2 separate regions of the Homo sapiens genome follow, and region 2 is linked to region 1. A link is a loop called in an ENCODE intact Hi-C map of the cell type or tissue named here. Cell type or tissue: sigmoid colon. All regions are shown on one strand. Each heading gives the region's core, and the rest is flanking DNA. Links, peaks and the distances in the headings are about the cores only.

The links. Peaks named below come from ENCODE experiments on the same cell type or tissue, not always from the same donor. Only the 100,000 strongest peaks of a DNase experiment are listed, where the experiment ranks them.
Region 2: it touches region 1 in a loop (5-fold over the local background); 5 of 110 quality-filtered maps call a loop at or near these places.

What each region holds. Positions count from the first base shown.
Region 1 is chr10:99,944,289-99,947,203 of GRCh38, reverse strand. All of the region lies in intron 4 of DNMBP (dynamin binding protein), which reads left to right. The region is part of intron 2 of DNMBP-AS1 (DNMBP antisense RNA 1); the gene reads right to left. Among named protein-coding and RNA genes, the nearest start is that of DNMBP-AS1, 19 kb to the right of the region's middle. In sigmoid colon, for the core only: no CTCF peak of the experiment used is centred there; a DNase peak (open chromatin) is centred at 1,753.
Region 2 is chr10:99,995,560-99,998,474 of GRCh38, reverse strand. The region is part of intron 1 of DNMBP (dynamin binding protein); the gene reads left to right. Among named protein-coding and RNA genes, the nearest start is that of DNMBP, 13 kb to the left of the region's middle. In sigmoid colon, for the core only: no CTCF peak of the experiment used is centred there; no DNase peak of the experiment used is centred there; H3K4me3 peaks cover 368 bases.

The DNA of each region.
Region 1 (2,915 bases), core at 316-2,815:
TGCTAAGTCGAATGATAGTTCTACTTTTAGCCCCTTAAGAAATCTCCAAACTGCTTTCCACAGGGGCTGAACTAATTTACATTCCCACTAACAGTGTATAAGTGTTCCCTTTTCTCTACAACCATGCCAACATATCTGTTATTTTTTTACTTTAATACCCATTCTGACTGGTGTAAGATGGTTTCTCATTTGGTTTTGATTTGCACTTCTCTGATGATTAGCGATGTTAAGCATTTTTTTCATATATTTGTTGGCCACTTGTATGTCTTCTTTTGAGAAGTGTCAGTTCATGTCCTGTGCCCAGTGTTTAGGGGGGTTGTTTTTTTTCTTGTTAAGTTCCTTATAAATTCTAGATGTTAGGCCTTTGTTGGATGCATAGTTTACATATAGTTTTTCCCAGTCTGTAGGTTGTCTGTTTACTCTGTTGATAGTTTGTTTTGCTGTACAGAAGCTCTTTAGTTTAATTGGGTTCCAGTTGTCAGTTTTTGTTTTTGTTGCAGGTTGCCTAAGCCAATGTCTAGAAGAGTGTTAACTAGGTTTTATTCAAGGATTTGTGTAGTTTGAGACCTCACATGTAAGTCTTTAATCCATCTTGAGTTAATTTTTGTATATGGTGAGAGATGGAAGTCCAGTTTCATTCTTCTGCATATGGTTAGTTTTTCCAGTACCATTTATTGTATAGAGAATTCTTTCCCCATTGCTTATTTTGGTCAACTTTGTTGAAGATTACTTGGTTGTAGGTGTGCAGCTCTATTTCTGGATTTTCTGTTCTGTTCCATTGGTTTACATGCCTTTAAATAGTATTTTAAATACACAGAGCATTAGTTGCTCTATCTGATAGTGTTGATCTTTGTTTTGTGACTAATATTTCATACATCAAAAAAAGGTTTTCATTTTATGTTGATGTTGGTGGAATTGTTAAGTGTGTATTCAAAAGCATTTCTGGAGCTGGGCTCAGTGGCTCATGCCTGTAATCCCAGCACTCTGGGAGGCCGAGGCGGATGGATGACTTGAGGTCAGGAATTTGAGACCAGCCTGGCCAACATGGTGAAACCCTGTCTCTACTAAAAATACAAAAAATTAGCAGGGCATAGTGGTGTGCACCTGTAATCTCAGCTACTTGGGAGACTGAGGCAGGAGAATGGCTTGAACCCAGTAGGCAGAGGTTGCAGTGAGCCAAGATCGTGCCACTGCACTACAGCCTGGGCAACAGAGCGAGACTCCGTCTCAATTAAAAAAAGAAAAAAAAGCATTTCTGGGTAGGGCTGTTCGGTTGCATGTTGTCTCATGAAAGCTCATTTTCTTTTTAATGTTGAAAACATTTTTTCTGCTTCTTCTGATTTTGGCTTTGCCATTGAAATTGATATTGCTTGTGCTAATTCAGATTTTAGATATGTTCCTGATTTTGTGTAGGGATATTTCACAGCAATATTCACATCTCTTTTGTATTTCTTCTGTTAAAACATTTATAAAGAACTATATAGCAAATATTAAGCAGTGGAAAACACTGGACAAACATTACTGGGTGGTTTTCAAATAATGGAACATTTGCCTCTCTGAGCAAGATTTAGCACTGTACAGAATCATGTGTCAGAATTGCTAAGGACTTACTTTGTTTGCAAAACTTTATTTCTTAGACTACCCTTATAAGATCTGTATAAAGCATACTATACAAGTAAGCTTATTAATCTTTATTTTATTTGCAAGAATGACTCACTGTTGGCAACACACGGGGCCATGAGCACACACTCTTCTAAACACATGTATTACATAGCAACAACTATGAGCAAAGCTAACTGATTAGACCCTGGCCCTCCTACCCACTCTTGTCCTCATTCCCAGAAATGTCACCTTGTAACATTTTACTCCGCGTGCCAGTATTCTCTGCTCTTGCGTCAACTTGACATTGGTGGATTTCTTTAAACTCTTAATGTCTCTGCATTTATTGTTAGGCTTTATTCTCTCAGGAGAATCCTAGTACCTTCTCTTGTTTCCTAGAGTCCTCAGCTGATTTTTTTTGTTTTTTTTGTTTTTGATTTAGAAAGACATATAAATTTCCTAAGAAATGCTGAGAAGGAATTTCCACATGGAAACAAACACTAGTCATTCTCAGCCCAGGTCCAACTTAAACCAATTTCAAGGCTCAGTGTACCTTGTACCTTGGATGACCAAGGTATCGGAACTCAGCTGTAATTTAGCAAGAGGGCTGGCCCAATTCTGATTTACCCTCGGGAGTTCTTTAGGATCTTAGCTTATTACAGAAAAGGTCTCCTTTTAGATTTCTATTTTAAAGATTTTTTTTTTCTATGAGAGACTGATCCAAATAATGTAGACTTCAATTATTGGAAATAAAAAGTCCAGTATTAGTTTTAGATAAGCCAGTCTTTGGCTGTAACTGAGAATTAGGAGTTTTAAATTTGGAATTATCATCTAGAGTCAGGGTAGAATACTAGACAGTATTTATGATTGCTGTGTGTTGGGGAATGAAACATCATTTTGTGGGCTTCCGTGTGGTATTCAGGTCAATCACTCATTCATCCAGGAAATACTCAATTTATTTTTACCATGTGCCAGGCACTGTGCTAAGGGCTGGGTACATAGCGATGAACATTATAGATGTGCTCGCTGGTCTCAAGGAGCTTCCAGTCAAATGAGTTGCTAATTAACAAGTTAAGGTTCAGATCTCAAGCACACTACCTTCAAGTCTGAACAGGTTGACTTGCAAAGCAGTAGAAACATTAAGAGGTAGTTCTCAGACTTTCAGGTTTCCCAGTACATATTATTTTTAGAAGCTCTGATCAGGACTACCTAGTGCTACCCTATCTCTTGGTGAGGTTCACACACCTGAATTTGAAAAGAGGGTGTGCATTCATTTCTTTATTCAGTGTATATTTCTTGAGCACACATGATGAGCC
Region 2 (2,915 bases), core at 203-2,702, 51 kb before region 1:
CTGAGTAGCTGGCATTACAGGCGTGTGCCACTATACCCGGCTAATGTTTTTTGTAGTTTAGTAGAGACAGGGTTTCACCATGTTGCCCAGGGTGGTTTCAAACTCCTGAGCTCAGGCAATCCACCCACCTCAGCCTCCCAAAGTGTTGGGATTACAGGCGTGAGCCACTGCGCCCGGCCGTTAATGTGTTTCTTAAGTGGCTTTTAATTTATGAATTTATGGTTTTCCTTTTTTTTTTTTTGAGACGGAGTCTTGCTCTGTCACCAGGCTGGAGTACAGTGGCGCGATCACTGCTCATTGCAACCTCCACCTCCCGGGTTCAAGCGATTCTCCTGCCTCAGCCTCCCGAGAAGCTGGGAATACAGGTGTGCGCCACCACGCCTGGCTAATTTTTTGTATTTTTAGTAGAGATGGGGTTTCACTGTGTTAGCCAGGATGGTCTTGATCTCCTGACCTTGTGATCTGCCCACCTTGGCCTCCCAAAGTGCTGGGGATTACAGGTGTGAGCCACCGCGTCCAGCTTTTTTTTTTTTTTTTTTTTTTTTTTGAGACAGAGTCTCATTCTGTCACCCAGGCTAGAGTGCAGTGGCGTGATCTCAGCTCACTGCAGCCTTTGCCTCCTGGATTCAAGCGATTCTTGTGCCCCACCCACCCAAGTAGCTTGAATTATGGGTGTGAGCCACCATGCCTGGAATAGAGATGGTTTTGCCATGTTGCCCAGGCTGGTCTCGAACTCCTGAGCTCAAGTGATCCATCTGCCTCAGCCTTCCAAAGTGCTGGGATTATAGGCATGAGCCACCGCACCTGGCCTCCTTTTTTAAATTTAAATTTTTTGCTTGTAATTTATTTGTTGAAGAAACTGGTCGTTTATTCTCTAGAGTTTCCCACATTCTGGATTTTTTAAGGGTGTCTGATATAACTTTGCTGTTGTCTCTGTAGTGAGTTAACTTACCCTTTAATCTGTTGGTCACTGCAGGAGGTTCCAAGTTATTCAGGCCTCCATAAATAGAAGGGATTCACTGGCCCTTGTAGTTTGGTCTGGCCCCAAGGTCATTTCTGAGGAGTCTTTCAAAATGTTCCAGGTGTCAGGGAATGACATTATCAACAGCAGGCCATCTCTAGTTGAAAACATTCTGCCTCAGAAGGAATTTTACAACTGCTATGTGGAAGGGCATTTTCGTGTTCCCTAGAGTTAGGGGAGAAAATTGTTAAGAGAATAAGTACCCTGGTTTTCTTCTTTTAGACAGTGCTTGTAGCTTTAAGGATTTCTGAGGCTGAGTGCCAGAAACTCCTTGGGATATTATTGTCTTACAGTTTAGATCTGCTTATCAGGAAACATCTGAGAATCCCTAGAGGGTCAGGGAAGAGGAGGATGAGTTTACATTAAAACCAGACTTTGTTAGTGCCTGTTAGAGTCCCGTATTTTTGAGCAGCTATATGGGCTGTGGAACATAACACTCATCCATGTTTTTCAAACCCATAGTTTTAATTACTTGTTCTTTTTGCTACCAGTGTCTAGATGTTGTTCAATAATTATAACATCTGGACTGCTGTAGACACAAAGAAATCCGTTTTCTTGTATTTTTCTTTTAGTTTTGCTGCCTTGACCTTCTAGTCAGCTGTGATAGTTCTGTGGGATAGTGAGCCAGTATTAAAGTGAAAAGAATGAAAATTGTTGAAGTATGCAGCTGTGTTTGGATTTATTTAGTGATTTGAAGGGTGTAAGAAGAAAGTATCTCAATGTCAATATTTTCATTTAAAGTCAAATGGTTAATAAGTCAAGACTAAAAATCTAAACTAGAAAAAGAAAGACATTCAATAAATTTATTATAACCCTACTTAATACTTTTATTATTATTTTACTAGCTGGTTATTTTAAGTAAGGATTTTGCTTTGATTAAAGATGTTGAAAACAGTTATGAAAATCTTTTGGGTTGAATTTTATTTTTTTAATTTAGTTGGAGTCTCGCTTTGTCACTCAGGCTGGATTGCAGTGGTGCGATTTCGGCTCACTGCAACCGCTGCCTCCTGGTTTCAAGTGATCCTCGTGTCTCAGCCTCCTGAGTAGCTGGGATTACAGGCGGGTGCCACCATGCCTGGCCAATTTTTTATTTTTAGTAGAGACGGGGTTTCGCCATTTTGGCCAGGCTGGTCTCAAACTTCTGACCTCAGGTGATCCACCTGCCTTGGCCTCCCAAAGTTCTGAGATTACAGGTGTGAACCACCGCCCCCAGCCTTTGGGTTGAATTTTACCAACATGTTCAAACGTTATTCTTGTATCCCATAGGTGGGATTCAGGCTTGGTGAATATTCTCTTCTTGTGATTCCAAACGTTTAAAAATTAAAATATAATTATTATTCACAGTAAGTGTTGATGAGAGGTGATTTGCTAGTTTACTGATTGTTTTCCCTGCAGTGATCAGCTAACAATAAAAATAGCACTTCATGTTCACAACTGTTCACAGGTAGCAATAATACATACAGGAGATAATGTATTTGAAAAGCAGTCTGTAAATGTAATTGTACTGTAATAATGTGTCCACGTGGCCTTGCAGAGAACTGCCCATTGTAGATCAATGCCTACTGTGCCTGACGTGGCAGCACCTGGGTGACTCCACTGTCCCTTCTTGAAGACAGACGTGTTTATTATTTTGGCAACAGCCACTGGCCCCAAAAGGCAAAGATAATCAGACAGTGTTTATATAGTTGCTCTTCCAGATTGTTTGTCACATTCTTATAGAATAGCCTGTCTCTCTGTGTATTCACTTTTATTTCTGTCCATCATAAGACACAGGTGCTCCAAGTCACATATCTGCAACCACTCTGGCCCACCAGCACTTCAAAGCTCACCCCATGAAATGCCCCCAACAAGCCTGTTTGGTCATGACTTAAACAAAATTGGATGTCTTTTTCCT